Linked DNA regions of Homo sapiens: region 1 is linked to region 2. A link is a contact called in ENCODE Hi-C or POLR2A ChIA-PET data. All regions are on one chromosome and are shown on one strand. The core of a region is the stretch at or near the end of the contact, and the rest is flanking DNA. Distances in the headings are between cores, read along the strand shown.

Region 1 (4,514 bases), core at 861-3,360, 270 kb after region 2:
ACCCCTGGGCTGGCCTCCAGGTCACCGTGGAAGAAGGCGATACACCAGAAGAGGAGGCCGAAAAAGAGCCAGGAGACAAGGAAGGCCGCGGAGAAGATCATGAGCATGTAGCGCCAGCGCGTGTCCACGCAGGTGGTGAAGATGTCCGCCATGTAGCGCTGCGACTTGTTGCTCAGGTTGGCGAAGTACACGTTGCATTGGCCGTTCTTCTTGACGAAGCGGTTGCGGCGCTTCCGCCGGGGCACGTGGGCCTGGCCGTTGCGGCTGTGTCCGTGCATGTCCTGAAGCCGGCGTGGTCACCTGGGAAGACGCAGGGCCTGCGGAGGAGAAGCCGGACAGGTGAGATGCTGGGGAGCGAGGGGCTCCCTCGGGGCCACTCAGACTCAGCCCCAAGACTCTCAGAAGCAGGTGAGCCTGGACCAGGACCTAAGACTTCCTCTGCCCCGGCAGGCGGAGGGTGGCAGCAGAGGTGGCTCTGATGACAGGGTCTGAGCCAGTGCCACCCAGTCCGGCCCAGCTTAGAGACTGGGGTCCATAGACCAGGAAGCTAAAGCCACAAGGATCCAGGTCCTAGTCCCTGCCCCTCAACACTGCCCCTCCGGCCCTCCTATGCTCACTGTTCTGGAAGCTTCCTGATGCCCATCTTGGTTCCTCCCTGTCCCTCTGTCCTGCTTGCCCTGAGCATAGGGAGCCACGGAGGCGCTAAGCCCGCTTCCCTCCCTGGATTCCATCTCTGCACTTTTGGGCTTCTCGGGGGCTGGACATCCTCCTGTGCACTAGCCACTGGCCACGTGTGGCTCTTTACATTTAATTAAAACGAAATAAAATATTAACTGCAGCTCCTTCCTTGCATGAGCCACATTTCAAGTGATCAGGAGCCACATGTGGTCAACGGCCACCACACTGGACAGAGAAGACACAGGAGAGTTCTATCACTGAGAAATTTCTGGCTGGGCACAGGGGCTCATGCCTGTGATCTCAGCATTTTAGGAGGCCGAGATGCAAAGATTGTTTGTGCCAGGAGTTTGAGACCAGCCTGGGCAACAGAGTGAGACCCCATCTCTACAAAAAATAAGAAAATTAGCCAGGCATGGTGGTGCATGCCTCTGGTACCAGCTACTCAGGAGGCTAAGGCAGGAGGATCTATTGAGCCCAGGGGGTCAAGGCTGCAGTGAGCTGTGATCATGCCACTGAACTCCAACCTGGGTCACAGAGCAAGACCCCATGTCAAAAAAAAAAAAAAAAAAAAAAAGAAAGAAAAAGTTCTACTGGGACCCGCAGCCCCACCTGGGTCTGAGCTCCTTTCTTAGACTCTTCTCTCCCAGTGTTGCTTTGAGTCCTTGAGCCCAAATTCCTGCCCAGTGCCCACACTTGTTAGGAGCAGTGGTGAGGGGAGAATCCAATGTGACAGTCAGGGTGGAGGAAGGGGGAGCCCCCAGCTCTGACTCCTCTGTAGACATCGCTATTCCCATGTCCCAGGTGGCTCAGAGATGGAAAGCCACCTGCCAGCCACAAAGCTGGCAGTGGATACAAACTTGCGTGGCACCAACATGAATGAGTTGATGGCGGGGAGACAGGGAGTGGGAGGGGAGGACACACCTCGGGCAATTCAGTTCACCTCTCAGAGCCTCCATGTCTTCATGTAACATGGGCACCAAAACTCCCTACCTCATGGGACCTACGGGGACAGCAGGTGCTGGGGTAAAGCCATCACCCTCCTGCCTTCCTTCCCACACTTCCCAGGAGCTGGTGACAGGCAGGATTTGCCTGTCAAGCATCCCCAGCTGTTGCAGCAGAAGAGGCCCCTCACCCCACTGGGTGGCGGGATGCGCCTCGGGCCCGTAGAGGACAGACCTTCTCTCCACCCCTCTCTGCCATTGCGTCCCCAGGGAAGACATGCTGCTGCCCCAGGCCCCAGCAGCTGGCAGGGCCAGGACTGGGCCTGGGTTCCCAATAACATTTTGGCCCAGAATTACATAAGGCTGGAAGTTTCTATTTTCTGTTCTATTCTTCTTCCTGATCTAATTGTGCATCTGTGGCAATGTTTATACACTTCCCCGGTTCAGGACAACTCGGTTGCCGCAGCAACCGGTACGCGCCAACGCTATAATTTAGAGATCAACAGCCTCAGAGCCTGCCTCTTCCCAAGAGAAACTCCCTCTCCGGGCCCAGGGAGAGTGAGCCCTGCCCCCACCTCCTCCCCCGCGGTCACCCACCCTGACTCCGAGTTCTTCTCCCTATTCCCCTGGTTCTCAAAGAGCTCCCTGGCTCCTACAGTCCTGGGTTGAAGTCCTAGATCCACTGTGTGACTTGGGCGAGCTGTTGACTACTCTGAACCTCAGTTTCCTCATCTTGAAAATGGGGCTGACTGGGTGCGGTGGCTCACGCCTGTAATCCCAGCACTTTGGGAGGCCGAGGCGGGTGGATCACCTGAGGTTGGGAGTTTGAGACCAGCCTGACCAACATGAAGAAACCCCGTCTCTACTGAAAATACAAAAATTAGGCCGGGCATGGTGGCGTGTGCCTGTAATCCCAGCTACTGGGGGGCTGAGGCAGGAGGATCGCTTGAACCTGGGAGGCAGAGGTTGCAGTGAGCCGAGATCGTGCCACTGCACTCCAGCCTGGGCAACAAAGTGAGACTTCGTCTCGAAAAAAAAAGAAAATGAGAAAATTGGGCCAATGAGATATCATGCTGGAGACCCGACAGGTCATGCAGGCACGGCCTCTAACGTAATGCTGGCCCTTCAGAGCTGGGAGGCCCAGACCCTCTTTGCCCCCTCCCGCAGCATCCCAGCAGCCAGGGCTCCAGGAGAAAGGCTTGGGGTTCTGGGGCCAGGCACACCTTCTGCTCTGTAAATAGAGTTTTCAGGGAGGCCTTTCTTTGCTAAATGTATTCCCCCTGTTCTGTCCCACTGCCTGAAATGGCTCCAGGGGCACCGCGGACTGTCAGGACAGGAGGAGCATAGGGTCACCGAGTTCAGGACCCTCATTTTATATCGGAGACCAAGGACATCCAGAGATAGGAAGGACTTGCTAAGAGTCCCAGAGTGGAGCCAGGTGGGCCAGCCCTGAACAAGGCCTCACCCCCACCCCAGAGCTCCTCATCCACTTCCTCCCTGCAGGGGGCTGGAGTGGGTTTTGGGGCAAGGGAAGAGAAGAAACCAGCCAGTCCAAACTGGACCACCATCCACAGGTGTGCAGGATAGAGGCAGAGGGGACAGGGTGTGGCGGCCCAGGCCTTCAACGGGTGAGGTCACTGAGCTCCAGAGAAGGTGGGGGGCCCTGCCCAAGGCCAAACACAAGCCCAGGGTTCCAGGGGATCCCTGGTTCTCTGCCCGGTGGGATTGCCTCCTGACATGGCGAGTTCACCTGGTGCTGCAGACGAGATCTCTTCCTGGACTTCCCCACCTCTGGAGGGGCCTTGGGGGTAAGGGAGCCGATCCCCTGATGGCTACAGAGATTGGGCATCCCCTCGCCAGCAGTGCCCACTCCTCCCCATTATCGAGTGCCCAGGGTCAATTCTGAGCTTCCACAATCCTCAGCCCCAGCGGCAACACTCACTCCCCAGGCCCACCAGCCCACTGGCCTCCACAGTGCAGCCCGATGGGGACATGGTTTACCCCTCACCCCGGTGCCTCCCCGACAGCCCACAGCAGGTGTCCTGAGCCCTTGCTATGTGCTGGGCCCTGTCTTGGGTTCCCAGTGCCCCCAGCACATCCTGGAGCTTAGCAGGAAAGCTGCTTCCCTGGCACTTCTCAGACCTCCACCCTTCCCCATGGAGCAGCCTCTGTGACATCCCATCCCCCTGAAAACCCTTGGTCTGCAGTGACTTGCTCAAATAAGAGCACGCTGCTGCCACCACAGACCATTTTAGCAGGAGAGAGAGGTTCAGCTGCTAATTCGAGGCTGACCCGTGCAAGGCCTGGCCAAAAAGTGAAGGGTATGAGCTTGGCATTGTGTTCTCATGTGACAACCACCAGGAGATGGCCAGATTTTCTCTTCCTTGTCACATGGGGCTTCCCAGGGAAGGCTGACGATGGCAGGAGAGGGTCAAAAGGCCTTGACAATTCAGTACCATCCTCCTCTGACTAGAGATGTTTTTTTTTTTTTAAAGGGCCCTGCTGGGCTAGGTGACTCACGCCTGTAATCCCAACACTTTTGGAGGCTGAAGCGGGCGGATCACAAGGTCAGGAGTTCAAGACCAGCCTGGCCAACTTGGTGAAAGCCTGTCTCTACTAAAAATTCAAAAAAATTAGCTGGGCATGGTGGCGGGCGCCTGTAATCCCAGCTACTAGGGAGGCTGAGGCAGAAGGATTGCTTGAACCTGGGAGGCAGAGGTTGCAGTGAGCCAAGATTGAGTGACCGCACTCTAGACTGGGTGACACAGAGAGACTCCATCTCAAAATAAATAAATAAATAAATAAATAAATAAAATAAAATAAAATAAAATAAAAAAGACCCCTGGTTGTTTAGGTGTCTGCTTTATCCCTATGATTAAACCACTTTTGTGGATG
Region 2 (4,754 bases), core at 1,851-4,350:
TTCTAGGTATGTCTACCAGAAATGTATGCATGTATGCACCAAAAAAACTAGAAATAACCCAAATTTTCATCAGTAGTAGAATGAGTAACTGTGATATAGTAGACAATGGAATTCTATTGCAATGAAAATGACAGACAGCTGCACACAAAACGTATCAATCTCGCCAACAAAATGCTAACAAAGAAGCCAGATAGAAAAGCCTTTATCTTGGCCGGGGGCGGTGGCTCACGCCTGTAATCCCAGCACTTTGGGAGGCTGAGGCAGGTGGATCACGAGGTCAGGAGATCAAGACCATCCTGGCTAACACGGTGAAACCTCGTCTCTACTAAAATACAAAAAATTAGCCGGGCGTGGTGGCGGGCACCTGTAGTCCCAGCTACTCAGGAGGCTGAGGCAGGAGAATGGCGTGAACCCAGGAGGCAGAGCTTGCAGTAAGCAGAGATTGCGCCACCGCACTCCAACCTGGGCAACACAGTGAGACTCCATCTCAAAAAAAAAAAGCCTTTATCATAAAAGGCAAGTTATTGGTTACCCTTCTTTGGGAAGAGGGGACAAAAGGAGGGCTTCTGGGGTGCTGTAATGTCCTATCTCTAGATTCGAGTGGTGGTTACACAGGTGTTTGTGATAAATCACTGAGCTGTATATCATTTTCTCTATATGTGTTATATTTTGCTATTTTTGAAAAGTTTAAAGAGAGAAAACAGGAGGAGAAGAATGAAGACAGTGGAATATAAGCAGTCTCTGGAGGAAAAAGTAGAGTCAAGAAATAATTTTTTTTTAAAGAAAAAAATAACCCATTGTATAGCGATGGAAAATAACTTAGGTCAGGACATTATAACAGAAAACTACAGACTGGGAGGCTTAAACAACCTTTATTTCTCACAGTTCTAGAGGCTAGGAAGTCTATGATCAAGGTGCTGGCTGATAGAGTTCCTGATGAGGGTTCACTTCCTGGTTTGCAGATGGCTATCTTCTCGTTGTGCCCTCACATGGCAGAGACAGATCATCTCTTTCTTGCCTCTTCGTCTAAGGGCACTAATCCCATTCATGAGGGCTCCATCCTCATGACCTAATCACCCCCATAGTGCTCTACCTCCTAATACCATCACACGAGGGATTGGGGCTTCAACATATGATTTCGGGGGGATACTTTCAATCCATAGCAAAAAATATATAGTAGAAAAGGGGAAAGTGTTATGTAGGAAAGAGGGGAGATAATTGTTCAAATGGTGTCAAGAAGTAGATGACAGGAGATGATGGCCTTGAATGGGGGGACCACCCTCAGCTAAACACATCGGTGCTGACAACAGGGAATGTGGAGTAGGCGGGGACAGAGGTGTGTGCATGGGGTAGAGGGAATTCTCCTCTGGCTATTTCTATTTTCTCAGCGAGACAGCAGCAGGGCTATCAGCTGAGAGTAAGCGTGGAGGGGAAGGGGCTGCAGGCTGAGGGGAGGGAAGGAGGCATGCCTTCTGGGAGAGGGGTGAACAGAGAAATGCAGAAAGACGTCAAACCACATCATAGGCTCACTGTGGCTCATGTCGTGATTTCAAAGTGAGAGCAATAGGGCCGGGCAGGGTGGTTCATGCCTGTAATCCCAGCACTTTGGGAGGCCAAGGCAGGCATATCACCTGAGGTCAGGAGTTCAAGACCAGCCTGGCCACCATGGCAAAACCCTGTCTGTACTAAAAAAAATACAAAAATTAGCCGGGTGTGGTGGCGGGTGCCTATAATACCAGCTACTCAGGAGGCTGAGGCAGAGAGAACTGCTTGAACCCCGGAGGTGGAGGTTGCAGTGAGCTGAGAGTGTGCCACTGCACTCCAGCCTGGGCAACAGAGCGAGACTCTGTGTCAAAAAAAAAAAAAAGAAAAAAAAAAAAAAAGAAAGTGAGAGCAGTCAGCAAAAAGGTATGTTCCCCTAGCCATGGTGGAGAACTGAAACCAAGCAGTTCTGGGGTGGTGATGCCAGGATGACGAAGAGAGAGAGAAGCAAGGAGGCAGGAAGTATAGGTGAAGGAGTGACAATGACAGGCCATGGAGTCCATGCTGGGTACAAAGCAAGGCACATGAACGGGATGGGGCTGGGAAAAGCGGCCAGGAGCAATTCCCTGTCAATGGGGAAAAGCACTGTGTGGGTGGAGGACTAGAGGGAATGAACTGGAAAGACAGAAGGCAGAGACTGGAAAGTGGGGTGCTTGAAACTTGTATTTACGGGAGAGCTGCTGTCACTGGCGATGATAAAGGCCAGCGCGTGGTCATGTGAATGTGGAGGGTCAGGAACCAGAGGCAACGCTGAGTCAGGGGCTCACATCTTTGAGGATGTGGGGGAGCACCCCAGGCTCGTAGATACCTATCACCGGGGTGACAGCAAGTGGTATTGTAGGGTGACAGAAGATTCAAGGCTGGGGGCAAGGAGGACCCTACCCCACCTCCAGGCCCAGTGGGAGAGGGACTGGGAGAGAAAACTCTCAGGAGGCTGCGGGGCAAGCGGGTCCTTCAAGGAGAGCCAGGTGTGGGTTACAGTGAGGAGGCAAAGGGGAGATTCAGGGAGAAGGCTGAGGCTCTGGAGGACACACGGGGGTGTGTCTCTTCCCTCCCTTCTAGAACCCCAGGCTGAAGCCACCTGGCCTCCACTCAGAAGCCTCTGCTGTGTCTCTGCTGGGGTGGGAGGGGTCTGTGGCTAAGCCTCAGGGGACCTGCAAACCTCTTGAAAGTGGCTGTGTGAGCCTGTTCTCATTCCCCAGGGACCTCAGGGGGTCCTGGACCAAAAAAAATGCCAAGGACCCTCACGCTAGAGCAGTACCTGAGTCCCCAGTTTCAAAGCCCAGCACAGGCCCTTCCTGCCCACAGGCTCCCCACAGGGCCCCTCCTCTGTCCTCTGGGCCTTTCCTAGTACCTTGTCTCTGTAGGGCCTTTCCCTCCAGCTGGTGGAGTCTTCTGGACCCCTTAAGGTCTATCTCTACCCCAGCCACCCCAGTGGAGCCTTTCCCACGCCCTCTGGTCAACACACTTGGCCTTCAGCAACCATGGATACATCTAGCCACTCGGCAGATATTTACCGTGCACCCACGGAGAGCGTGGCACACCACCAGGCATCAGGAACGCAGAGGAGACTTGGCCCCAGGCCCTGTCCCTCAGGAGCCCTGCAGTCTGGAGGGGAAACAGATGTGGAAACAGACCCACGGCAACCTAAGGCAAGAGGGGCTGTGTCTTGGCCACATGGGGGGTGCTGAGGCTCTGAGTGGGAACAGGACAGGCCCACAGAGCAGGAGCCGTGTGTCCAGCCAAGGAGTTGGGAAGGAGCATTCTTAGCAGAAGGAGAAGCAAGGGCAAAGAGGCCGTGTCGGGGACAAGGCCTGTGTAGGGAATACAAGGCCCCACTCTAAAGTTATCTCACTGAAGGCTGGGTACAGAGCCTCCTTTTCTCGCAGAGACCTGCCGCTTTCCACTCTGCTTGGTGAAGATGGGATGTGGGAGGACTGAATGGATGGAGGAGCTGGCCCCAGAGTACGTGGCCAGGACACAGGGCACTCCACTTATCTGAGGTTTCTGATAAGCAGTTTTATGGCAAAGTCCCAGTCCAGAGAGCCTCAAAAGTCAGCTCCCGGTAGGGAAGCACAGATCACACACTTCTATCATCCTTCCCAGGATGCCTGGGAGGTACAGCCCTGTTTCTGCTGAGATACCAGTGAGAGGCTGGTTGATTTCATCAAATGTCATCTGTTACAAGTCAATGCCAGCCGTAAATGATTAATCTGTACCAGGAACAGAAGTATCTATGCTATCATAGTGTACACAGGCATATTACAAGTGACCCCTGGGGGCTCACACGGGGAGAGCCAGGGCCCCCGCACCATAGGTCAGGCAGGAAGGGCCAGGATCAGCCCAGGCGGGTGGAGCTCCACTCAGCTCGCCACACTACAAAGCAGCCCTGATGTAAGAAAGGTAAACGAGTGGGTTCTGGAGCCAGGTGACAGGGTCTGAATAATCGCTACGCTGACCAGCTGTGTGATCTCAAATTCTGCAAGCCTCTGTTTCCTCATCTGTAATAGGAGGTCAGTAATGACCCCACCTCGTGGGACTGTCGTGAGGATAACATGAGTTACTACTTAGACTAGTGCCAAGCCCAGGCATGCAGGACCTGCTGGGAAACTGCAGATGCTCCTGCTGCTGTCGCTGTCTGTATCAGCAGGGTCCAGTCTCTCCGCCCAGCAGCAGTGCTGTGGGACTCTCCGGCCTTAGGTTATACAACCCAAGAATTCAGAAGCTCCTAATTCCATCCCCCAGGTCCATCCAGAAGCTCAGCCTGGCAGCTCACTGCAGCAACAGCAGCAAAAGAACAACAGAAACTCCTCCACCTGGAGCGGAAGGCTAGCAGCCCATGCTCACTCTAACACGCGTCAAGTACTCAGGACAGTCCAGAGGCCTCTAGGGCAACACAGGAGGAAGATCGTTTAGAAGGCAGAAACTCAGCCCTGGCCAGAGGCAAGTCCAGTGCACCAGGCCTGCTCTCCACAGACCGCAGGGTGTTGAGAGGAGCTGGGAGAACACTGCAATGACCACCCCCGGCCCTGGAGAACCCCAGGGCTCCAGCAGTGCCCTGATGACCCTCCTCCACAGCCTCGACCCCACCCCACCCCATCGCAGCCCTCACTCCAGGTCACAGCCTAGGCCTTGGCATTACTGCTTCTGGGACCCCTGATAACCTCAAACCCTGCATCCCAGTCCCCATCCTCCACCTCCCACTTCCCAGC

What was found. Hi-C counts contacts between places; a loop is a spot of excess contacts on that map. ChIA-PET counts read pairs that join two places held with the same protein, here RNA polymerase II (POLR2A).
Region 1: a map of ovary shows a loop between it and region 2 (5-fold over the local background). The contact joins two enhancer-like sites. A Hi-C loop is called at or near these places in 1 of 168 maps with a recorded cell type or tissue (ovary). POLR2A ChIA-PET finds 5 or more read pairs at or near these places in 1 of 52 experiments (naive thymus-derived CD8-positive, alpha-beta T cell).

What each region holds. Positions count from the first base shown.
Region 1 is chr22:38,427,855-38,432,368 of GRCh38, forward strand. KCNJ4 (potassium inwardly rectifying channel subfamily J member 4) reads right to left here. Exons shown (of 2, transcript NM_152868.3): 2 at 1-317. The coding sequence starts at 278. LOC101927183 (a long non-coding RNA gene) reads left to right here. Exons shown (of 3, transcript XR_938252.3): 3 at 4,115-4,154. Among named protein-coding and RNA genes, the nearest start is that of KCNJ4, 25 kb to the right of the region's middle. Within about 2 kb of position 2,111, at least 2 of the 41 ENCODE cell types and tissues checked have a DNase peak (open chromatin) inside an H3K27ac peak, as active enhancers do.
Region 2 is chr22:38,160,356-38,165,109 of GRCh38, forward strand. All of the region lies in intron 2 of PLA2G6 (phospholipase A2 group VI), which reads right to left. Among named protein-coding and RNA genes, the nearest start is that of PLA2G6, 19 kb to the right of the region's middle. RefSeq lists enhancers at 1,863-1,912, 3,366-3,866, 3,867-4,367. Within about 2 kb of position 3,101, at least 6 of the 41 ENCODE cell types and tissues checked have a DNase peak (open chromatin) inside an H3K27ac peak, as active enhancers do.